Linked DNA regions of Homo sapiens: region 1 is linked to region 2. Evidence: chromatin loops called from intact Hi-C (ENCODE). Cell type or tissue: OCI-LY7. All regions are shown on one strand.

Region 1 (5,000 bases), 67 kb before region 2:
CCAGCTAATTTTTTGTATTTTTAGTAGAGACGGGGTTTCACTATGTTGGCCAGGCTGGTCTCGAACTCCTGACCTCAGGCGATCCACCCACCTCAGCCTCCCAAAGTGCTGGGATTGTAGGCGTGAGCCACCATGCCCAGCTGAGGCTGTCCTTAAAAAGAAAAAAGAAAAAATATATAAATATTTCCATGAACAACCTGCTATCTTGTAAAAGTCTCATTTCTGATTATTTTCTTAGGCTAGACTCCTACAAATGGTGTTATTGGGTCAAAGGGCAAAACATGTGCAAGATTCTTTTTTTTTTTTTTTTTTTTGAGATGGAGTTTTGCTCTTGTCACCCAGGCTGGAGTGCAATGGTACGATCTTGGCTCACTGCAACCTCCGGCTCCCAGGTTCAAGCAATTCTCCTGCCTCATCCTCCCGAGTAGCTGGGATGACAGGCGTCTGCCACCATGCCCGGCTAATTTTTGTATTTTTAGTAGAGATGAGGTTTCACCATGTTGGCCAGGCTGGTCTTGAACTCTTGACCTCAGGTGATCCGCCTGCTTCAGCCTCCCAAAGTGCTGGGATTACAGACATGAGCCACTGCATCGGCCCAAGATTCTTGATATAAAATTTGCAAATTGCTTCCCAGAAAGATGAACCAACACAGGAAGTTAGTGCTGGCTTTCCACCTTCACCAGCACAAGCATTATTTTTAGTTTTTTCACTTTGGCAATTTGCTAAGCTCCTTCTGTGCCAGGTGCCAGTGCTAAGCATTATGTAATGTCATCCTTACCACCCCGGGAGGGGGCACACATTTCACCAAGGAGGAAACCAGCTAAGAGGCCTCTCCCCCAGCCAGTGTCACCTAGCCACAAGGCAGGGGAGTCACGATTCAATCCTGGACCTCTCCAACGCTAGCACCCAGATCAAGGTGTTAACATGCTTGCTTGGCAGCCTGGGCAGTCTTTGATTTTTATTTTTTAAAATGGAGTCTCACTCTGTCGCCCAGGCTGGAATGCAGTGATGTGATCTCGGCTGCAACCTCTGCCTCCCGGGTTCAAGCGATTCTTCTGCCTCAGCCTCCCGAGTAGCTGAGATTACAGGCGCCCGCCACCACATCCGGCTAATTTTTTTTGTATTTTTAGTAGACACGTAGTTTTACCATGTTGGCCAGGCTGGTGTCGAACTCCTGACCTTAAGTGATCCACTTGCCTGGACCCCCCACAAAGTGCTGGGATTACAGGGGTGAGCCGCTGTGCCCAGTAGAGCCTGGGCAGTCTTGACTCGCCCCTCTCTCCTCACTGCTTCTGTCTTGGTTTTCACGGGAGCGGGTTTTCTAATTGGCAGATTTGATGCTGTCACTCATGAGGTTCACACCCTTCTCCAGTGCTCCCTACCCTTAGAGGATAAAGCCTACTTCTCAGCCCAGCATTCGAAGTCCCCACCCTCCAGGCTGCCTGTTCACCCATAGGCGCCGACGTCCCCGGGGCCCTGGACGCCACCCTGCGCTCCGGCCTCGCTGAGTCACTTTCGCGCCTCTAAGTCCTAGCTCTTCCACGACTAGTCCAGGTTGAGTTAGGCTCCTCAGCCGCCGCCCATCTGCCGCAGAGCCAGTCCAGAGCTTTGGAGCGGCGCTCGTCACATGACTGCAGTGATTTATGGACGCGCGAATTCTGCTGCCCGAGCGCCCTCCGTCAACGCGCTCCGCCTGCCCGGGTCTGCGCGCCGCCAGTGCCCCCGCGCGCCCTGCCCGCCCAACGTCGGCGCGGAAGGCAGGGCGAGGAGTCGCCCAGGCTGTGACACGCACAAGGCAGGGAGCCACAGAAAAGGGAGCCGGAATTGCTACTTAGTCCAGGAGAGGTGGCTCACCCCTGTAATCCCAGCACTTTGGGAGGCCAAGGCAGGCGAATCACTTGAGGTCAGGAGTTCGAGACTAGCCTGACCAACATGGTGAAGCCCCGTCTCTATTAAAAATACAAAAATTAGCCGGGCGTGGTGGCCCGCGCCTGTAGTCCCAGGTATTCTGGAAGCTGAGGCGGGAGGACCACTTGAACCCAGGAGGCGGAGGTTGCGGTGAGCCCAGATCGTGCCACTGCACTTCAGCCTGGGCGACAGAGTGAGACTCCGTCTCAAAAATATAAATAAATAAAAAATAAATAAAAGAATTACTACTTAGTAGCCAAGGATTGTTACGGCGCGGGGATGGGGGGATACAGCGGTTGTTAAGGGGGTTCTTGGGGGCAGGACCATTTTAGGTGCAGGATAAGGGAGCAGGGCTCTGTTTTCCTCTCCTTTTCTTTTTAAAATTTTTACTTTTTTTTTTTTGACAGCTCTTGCTCTGTCGCTCAGGCTGGAGTGCAGTGGCGCGATCTCAGCTCACTGCAGCCTGTGCCTCCCGGGCTCAAGTGATCCTCTTGCCTTAGCCTCCCGAGTAGCTGGGACTACAGACGCCCGCCACCACCCTGGCTAATGTTTGTATTTTTTGTAGAGAGGGATTTCGCCATTTTGCCCAGGCTGGTCTTGATCCTCCAGCCTCGGCCTCCCAGAGTACTGAGATTACAGGCGGAAGCGCCCGGCCCCTAGGGCTATTTTTTGATAATTGGCCTCGACCCTCCTCACCTACTCCTTCCTTAGCCAAATCTACTGAGAAAAGACTTGGAGGGGGACTCTCCCTCCACCCCTCCGTGGGCAAACTCCTGACGGACTGTAAGACCTTGGCCGCCCTCTCGCCTGGCCTGGGTCCCTCGAATGAATGTACATCCGCCAACTGCGCGCCCCCTCTCACCGCAGCCCCGCGCGGGGCCCCAGGATCGCAGGACCGCGGCGGCCGCAGGGAGGTGGGTTGGGAACAGGAAGGAAGTCCCCCTCGATGCCCCGCGGGATGGCTGACCCTTCCGGGCGGCAGACGGACCTTGGTCTCCGAGCCTCCCCTTCGCGATGCGGAGGACGCGGGACAGAGGGTATGAGCCGCCCAGGACCCCCTCGCACCTGCTAGCGCCCCGCAGCCGCCCCCCAGCGTGACTTGTGCACTGGGCGGGCTCGGGTGGCGCGGCCGGAGGCGCCTGGACCTCCCGTCCCCCAGAGGGCGCTGCCCCGGCCGGCCCCGCCCGCATTTGGGCCTTACGAGCCCACAGGCCCCGGAGTAGCAGCGGGGAGGCCGGGAGCCCGCGGGCCGGAGCCGCCCGGCCGAGGCGTGGGGGCTGCGGGGCCGGCCCATCCGTGGGGGCGACTTGAGCGTTGAGGGCGCGCGGGGAGGCGAGGTGCGGGGCCGGGGGCGGCTGGGTCGTGGGGCTCCGCCTGCGAGCTGGCTGTGTCTGCGGAGGAGGCGGCTGGCGGGGTGGGAGCGGGCGGAGTGGGGCGCGAGGAGGTGGCGGTGGTGGAGAGAAGCCGTCCCACGGAGCTCAGGACCACGGTGACCGGGTTGGACGGGTGCCGATGTTATTGACACCCGGGGGCCCAGAGAGGGTTGCGGTATTGAAAAGGGGCTGTGAGTGAGGAAGTGATGGGCGCAGAGAGAGGCTGAGGCTGAGGGTGGGAGGATGGAGCCGCCAGAAATGGAGAGATGGAGGGACTTGAAGGAGGGGCTGTTGGCAGTGTCTGGGGGGCATTGGCAGGAGGGTGGTTGAATCTTGCCCCTAGCAGGACTGGAGGTAACTTGGAAGGATGGGCCAAGCGAGTGTGGCAGGCTCTTGGCAGGACTGGGAATGCAGCTGTGAAGCTCCTCAGCAGTCTCTGCGGGCTGTGGCTGCGGGGAGTGGCGGTGGATGGGAGGGGAGCAGGCCTGACTTATGGTGGGGACCCCTTGCCTCACTCTGCTTTCTGCCCCTAGCCACCATGTTCAGCCAGCAGCAGCAGCAGCAGCTCCAGCAACAGCAGCAGCAGCTCCAGCAGTTACAGCAGCAGCAGCTCCAGCAGCAGCAATTGCAGCAGCAGCAGTTACTGCAGCTCCAGCAGCTGCTCCAGCAGTCCCCACCACAGGCCCCGTTGCCCATGGCTGTCAGCCGGTGAGTTCCCCTCTCGGGCGCGATGGCTTCAGCCTTGCTACTCAGACCCATGTCTCGGAGCTCCCGATCCCCATCCTTTTTCCCAGTGCCATCCCCGTTTGAGTCCTGGAGATCACCAATTCCAGCCCCAAGGGGTCCTCTGTCTACCACAGAGTGGGGCAGAGAATGGAGGTGAGAAGCCTTGGGGAAGAAGGAAGGTCTGACTTTCCAAATAACCCTCTGACACCCCCTCCCAACACACAGGGGGCTCCCCCCGCAGCAGCCACAGCAGCCGCTTCTGAATCTCCAGGGCACCAACTCAGCCTCCCTCCTCAACGGCTCCATGCTGCAGAGAGCTTTGCTTTTACAGCAGTTGCAAGGTATGGATGGCCCCAGGCCTCTTCTCAGTCTCTTTTAGTGGTAGCTCCCTAGCAGCGCATTGCTCTAAATCTCAACTCCACACAGCCACCCTGAGAGGGAGCTATTCTTGGCATCCTAGTTCACTCATGAGGACACTAAGGCTCCAGGAGGTGAAAGTCCCTAAGCTGCTAATTTGAATGCAGATCTGTCTGATTGCAGAGGTGTGTCCTTGGCCATGGTGCTGGCTCTTTGGGCAATACTCAGCACACTTCACTCACATTCAGATTAGATGCCATCTGACAGGTGAAGAAGCTAAGAAGGGAAATCATTTGCCCTGCATCAGCAGTGGCTAAGCTGGGCCGATGCCTGGGCCTCTTGACCATCCAGATGTCTGAGTGGTTGTCTCTAGCCCTGTGCATTAAGTCTGTGGCCTTGTCTCAATTTCCCAATATGGAGAGCAGTCTCAGCTCTTCCTTCCAAGATGCTGCTCCTTTTTTTTTTTTTTTTTTTTTTTTTTTTTTTTTGAGACAGAGTTTTGCTCTGTCGCCCAGGCTGGAGTGGAGTGCAATGGTGCAATCTTGGCTCACTGCAACCTCCGGTTCCCGGGTCCAAGCAATTCTCCTGCCTTAGCTTCCCGAGTAGCTGGGATTACAGGTGCCCGCCACCATGCCC
Region 2 (5,000 bases):
GCTACCCACGCAGAGCCGGGCTGGCTTCGCGGGGGCGGCGGGCGGCCCGAGCCCCGTGGCTGCAGCTCGTAAGGGGAGCCCGCGGCTGCTGGGAGCTGCGGCGCTGGCCCTGGGGGGAGCCCTGGGGCTGTACCACACGGCGCGGTGGCACCTGCGCGCCCAGGACCTCCACGCAGAGCGCTCAGCCGCGCAGGTAAGGCCTGGCCCGGCCGGGGATGGGGATGCTGATCAGCGCCGAACTCGGGACTCCTGGGAACCCGCAGGGTCAGGAGTTGCCTCTGCCTGCTTGTGACCTTGGGCGAGTGACTTGGTCTGAAGTCTCCGAACCCTCTGTATTCTTTTGTGTAAAATAGGGGCACTCCTGATGCCTACTACCTGGAATTGTTCGAGTTCTCATAAAATCGTTCTTCTACCGTGGTTTTTTTTTTTTTTTTTTTTTTGGTTTGTTTATTTATGTTTTCGAGACAGGGTCTCGCATTATCGCCCAGGCTGGAGTGCGATCGCGGCTCACTGCAGCCTCTGCCTCCCAGGTTGAAGGGATCCTCCTGCCTCAGCCTCCCGAGTAGCTGGGACTATAGGCTCACCCCACTGCGCCCTGCTAATTTTTGTATTTTTTGTAGAGATAGGGTTTCACCATGTCGCCCAGGCTGGTCTCGAACTCCTGGCCTCAAGTGATCCGCCCACCTTGGCCTCTGAAAGTGCTGGGATCACAGGCGTGAGCCACTGCGCCCAGCCTTTACCATGTTTTAAGGAGACTTTTTTTTTTTGAGACGGAGTTTTTTTTTGCTCTGTTGCCCAGGCTGGAGTGCAGTGGCGCGATCTCGGTTCACTGCAACCTCCGCCTCCTGGGTTCAAGCAATTCTCCTGCCTCAGCCTCCCCAGTAGCTGGGATTACAGGCGCCTGCCACCCAGCCCGGCTAATTTTTGTATTTTTACTAGAGACGGGGGTCTCACCATGTTGGCCAAGCTGGTCTCGAACTCCTGACCTCAAATGAGCCACCCGCCTCGGCCTCCCAAAGTGCTGGGATTACAGGTGTGAGCCACGGAGCCCAGCCTCTACCGTGTTTTAAGACTTTTTTGATTAAGAGATGGGAGATCACAGGAAAGGGAAAGCCTTTTTCACTTTCCAAACGTTCATCATCCTCTCTCCCCACTGCCCCCAAATCCTAAGGCTGTGTATTTATTTAGTAGTAGTGGTGGTACCTTTATGGAACTGATGACTTAGACTCCAGGCTGAAACAGGAAGAGGTAGAAAGGTGCCCCCCCCAAGTGGTGACCCCCTAAGTGGTGGCCCAGCTGCCTTGAGACACTTTATACCTACCCCACACCTTGCAACTCTTCATTACTTGACTTCCCACCACCCGCCCACAGATGCTTATTTGCTGGACCAGAGGGAACAGAGGTGGGTAAAAAGGGCATGGAGTACTCTGTGTCTCCCTTCCTGCCTCCACGGTCCAGCTTCCCCTCTGAACACAGGGGGATGGTCTACAGTTGTGGCTTCCCGGCATGAACGTGCAGCAGGCTCCCCTGGGGGCTTTCCTGCGGAGCTTGCCACACGCAGGCCTTGGCTCAGATACCACCCTCCCCCTCGGATATTTGAGATAGACTTTGGCTGGAGGATCACATGAACCCCGGAGTTCAAGGCTGCAGTGAGCTGTGATCAAGCTACTGCACTCCAGCTTGGATGGCAGAGTGAGACCCTGTCTCCAGAGAAAAAAACAAGAAAGAGATTGGAGGTAGACCCCACTGGTGAACATGAGCCTGGGTGGTAGCCCAGCTCTGCCCCCAGAGGTCCCTGGGGTTAGAGGAGTGAGAGTGAACAAGTCAAGTTGAAACAGTTGTTCCATGTCTGTGGGAGTGGGGTGTATACCCTGGGGCTGTCTGGTGTCCCCTTGGGACTGGAGTGAGAAAAGAGGGGTCTGTCCAGTATGGGACAGAGACTAGAAGATTCCTCCTACACAACCTCGCAGCAAAGGGTGGGACTCCTGCTTGGGGACCGTGCTGGCCAGGGGCTTAAACCTGGGCTGCTGTCCAGTGCCTCCCTTTCCCCTACCGCCCCCTTCCATCTCTAGTTCCTCTTCCCGATGTTCTAGCGTCATTTCAGAAGACTCCTCTGGAAAACACCCTTGGGGGCAGGGCCTGGGCCTGGGGGTGCCAGGTCTAGAAGCCTTTTCCGTCTGCTGCCCGCAGCTCTCCCTGTCCAGCCGCCTGCAGCTGACCCTGTACCAGTACAAGACGTGTCCCTTCTGCAGCAAGGTCCGAGCCTTCCTCGACTTCCATGCCCTGCCCTACCAGGTGGTGGAGGTGAACCCTGTGCGCAGGGCTGAGATCAAGTTCTCCTCCTACAGAAAGGTGCCCATCCTGGTGGCCCAGGAAGGAGAAAGCTCGGTGAGCCCCAGGGAACCCCCTGCATCCTTCCTCCTTTCCTGGGTTGTCCTGGAGCGCCCCCTAGCCTGGCCTGGCTCTGCAGCCTGGGAAGGAACTTGTGATCCTTGTGCCTGTAAGGACTATGGGGGAAGTAGCTGCATACGGTAGATGCTCAATAAATGTAGGCTCTCTCCTTCCGTACCAAAACCAAACACCTGCTGGGTCTCAGGGAGGCAGAACACCACAGCTTAACAACATAGATTCTGAAATCAGCGATCTGGGTTTGAGGTGTGATTCACCCACTCACTAGCTGTGTGACTTGGGGCAAGTCACTTAGCCTCTCTGCGCTTGCTTGCTTCATGAGTCAACAAGGGACCATATTCTGGCTTGCAGGGACGGCAGATATGAAATGCCTGGCACAGTGCTTGGGGTCTAGTATGTAGCTTCCAGAACCCACCCTGCCCCTCTACCTGGGAGGCCAAATGGGTGAGTGGGCTGGGGCTTAGACCCCACGGCTTTCCCACACCTTCCTCCCCATTGGCCACAACCACGTCTCCCTACTTAGGATGGGTGCCCTGAGGGCAGGGCGGGGAGGACTCCGGGCATGTCCCCAGGAATGGATAAACAATGCCCAGAGTGTCTTGTTAAAGAGCCCCTGGTGACTCCCAGCGGCTGGGTTGCAACCTCTGATTAAACCACCCTTTTCTCTTCCAGCAACAACTAAATGACTCCTCTGTCATCATCAGCGCCCTCAAGACCTACCTGGTGTCGGGGTAAGGAGCCCCTCGGAGACCAGGTGGCCATTGCTTTTGGTGGCTTCCTCCAGGGAGGCCTCCCCTGAGTTCCCTCCTGGGAGCACGTGGAGCTGCTGCTTAGATTTCCAGAGTACAGAGTGGCTCGCACCTGTAATCCCAGCACTTTGGGAGGCCGAGGCAGGCAGATCACCTGAGGTCAGGAGTTCCAGACCAGCCTGGCCAACATGGCGAAGCTCCATCTCTACTAAAAATACAAAAATTAGCCAGGCATAGTGGCGAGTGCCTGTAGTCCCAGCTACTCAGGAGGCTGAGGCAGGAGAATCGCTTGAACCCGGGAGGCAGAGGGTTGCGGTGAGCCAAGATCGTGCCACTGCACTCCAGCCTGGGTGACAGAGCGAGACTCCGTCTCAAAAAAAAAAAAAAATGATTTTCCAGAGTAGCCCGTGGCCGTCCTCCTCCAAGCCCCCTACTTTGTCCTCCCCACACCTCCCTCTCTTGGGGAGGTAGCCCTGGCATCTACTCCAAATCCCTCTTACTGCAAGAGTCCGGAGAGCCTTTGTTGGTCCTGGCTCCACTCTGAGGCTGGGGCAGCGGGGTTGGTCGGCCACAGGGGACGGAGGGGGAAGGAGTTGGGGTGATATTGTGGCTCTCTCCGAAGGCAGCCCCTGGAAGAGATCATCACCTACTACCCAGCCATGAAGGCTGTGAACGAGCAGGGCAAGGAGGTGACCGAGTTCGGCAATAAGTACTGGCTCATGCTCAACGAGAAGGAGGCCCAGCAAGTGTATGGTGGGAAGGAGGCCAGGACGTGAGTGGGGCTGGGGCTGGCGGGGGAAGGTGGTGACCGCAGGGGTCTTCTGTAGAGTAGGACCAAGCTGAGCAAGATGGCGTGAGCAGGGAGCAGCATGGGAGACCAGCGGGGCTGGGGCCGGGCCATGCCGGATTTCAGTAGAGACCTTCCTGCAGCCGGGCGTGGTGGCTCACTCCTGTAATCCCAGCCTGTTGGGAGGCCGAGGCAGGCAGATCACCTGAGGTCAGGAGTTCAAGACCAGCCTGGCCAACATGGCAAAACCCCATCTCTATAAAAATGCAAAAATTAGCTAGGTGTGGAGGCACACACCTATAATCCCAGCTACTAAGGAGGCTGAAGCAGGAGAATCGCTTGAACCCAGGAGGCGGAGGATGCAGTGAGCTGAGATGGTGCCATTGCACTCCAGCCTGGGTGACAGAGCGAGACTTTGTCTCAAAAAAAAAAAAAAGACCTTCCTGCTCAGGCTTCAGCTTCCCGCCCGTGCAGTGGGTATGTTCTAGAGAATGCAGCCTGCTCCCAACACAGCCCGGGTCCTGGCTTAGGAAGTCCCTCCCGTGCCCGCAGGGAGGAGATGAAGTGGCGGCAGTGGGCGGACGACTGGCTGGTGCACCTGATCTCCCCCAATGTGTACCGCACGCCCACCGAGGCTCTGGCGTCCTTTGACTACATTGTCCGCGAGGGCAAGTTCGGAGCCGTGGAGGGTGCCGTGGCCAAGTACATGGGTGCAGCGGCCATGTACCTCATCAGCAAGCGACTCAAGAGCAGGCAAGTGTGTGTGCACATCCGGGGCCTGCTGTCCCCGAGCCTCCGGTGCCACGAGCAGTGGTGATCCCATCACACCCCTCAGGAGACCAGCGGGAGGCCGAGGCCTAGGGCAGGTGGGAAACGCATTATGGATTATGGGTCCCTTGGCCAAGATGGGACTTGGACCCAGAGCTCCTGCTCACCTCCCCTGGGGACAGCAGGGCTGGCCTTGAAGCCGGAAGCCTGGGCCCTGACTGGCGCCTCCTCTGTGGCTTTCTCCCTGGCCTGGTCTCTTGCCTTTACCACAGCCTCCCCGTCTGGGA

What was found. A loop is a pair of places that touch in the nucleus more often than their neighbours do. Peaks named below come from ENCODE experiments on the same cell type or tissue, not always from the same donor. Only the 100,000 strongest peaks of a DNase experiment are listed, where the experiment ranks them.
Region 1: a loop joins it to region 2, with 2.8 times the contacts of the local background. A loop is called at or near these places in 13 of 110 quality-filtered maps.

Annotation. Positions count from the first base shown.
Region 1 is chr9:128,189,677-128,194,676 of GRCh38, reverse strand. CIZ1 (CDKN1A interacting zinc finger protein 1) reads left to right here and starts at 3,105. Exons shown (of 17, transcript NM_001131016.2): 1 at 3,105-3,245; 2 at 3,815-3,989; 3 at 4,233-4,348. The coding sequence starts at 3,820. RefSeq lists enhancers at 1,037-1,551, 1,552-2,067 and silencers at 2,955-3,122, 2,910-3,349. In OCI-LY7, CTCF peaks have their summits at 2,839 and 3,046 (motif pointing right); DNase peaks (open chromatin) are centred at 2,766, 3,076, 3,876, 4,446 and 1 weaker place; H3K4me3 peaks cover 2,538 bases; H3K27ac peaks cover 2,054 bases.
Region 2 is chr9:128,122,632-128,127,631 of GRCh38, reverse strand. It overlaps PTGES2 (prostaglandin E synthase 2), which reads left to right. Exons shown (of 7, transcript NM_025072.7): 1 at 1-193; 2 at 2,191-2,388; 3 at 3,082-3,140; 4 at 3,781-3,930; 5 at 4,498-4,698. Among named protein-coding and RNA genes, the nearest start is that of PTGES2, 2.6 kb to the left of the region's middle. RefSeq lists a silencer at 1-162 and an enhancer at 303-382. In OCI-LY7, CTCF peaks have their summits at 2,238 and 2,444; a DNase peak (open chromatin) is centred at 2,441; H3K4me3 peaks cover 2,402 bases; H3K27ac peaks cover 2,204 bases.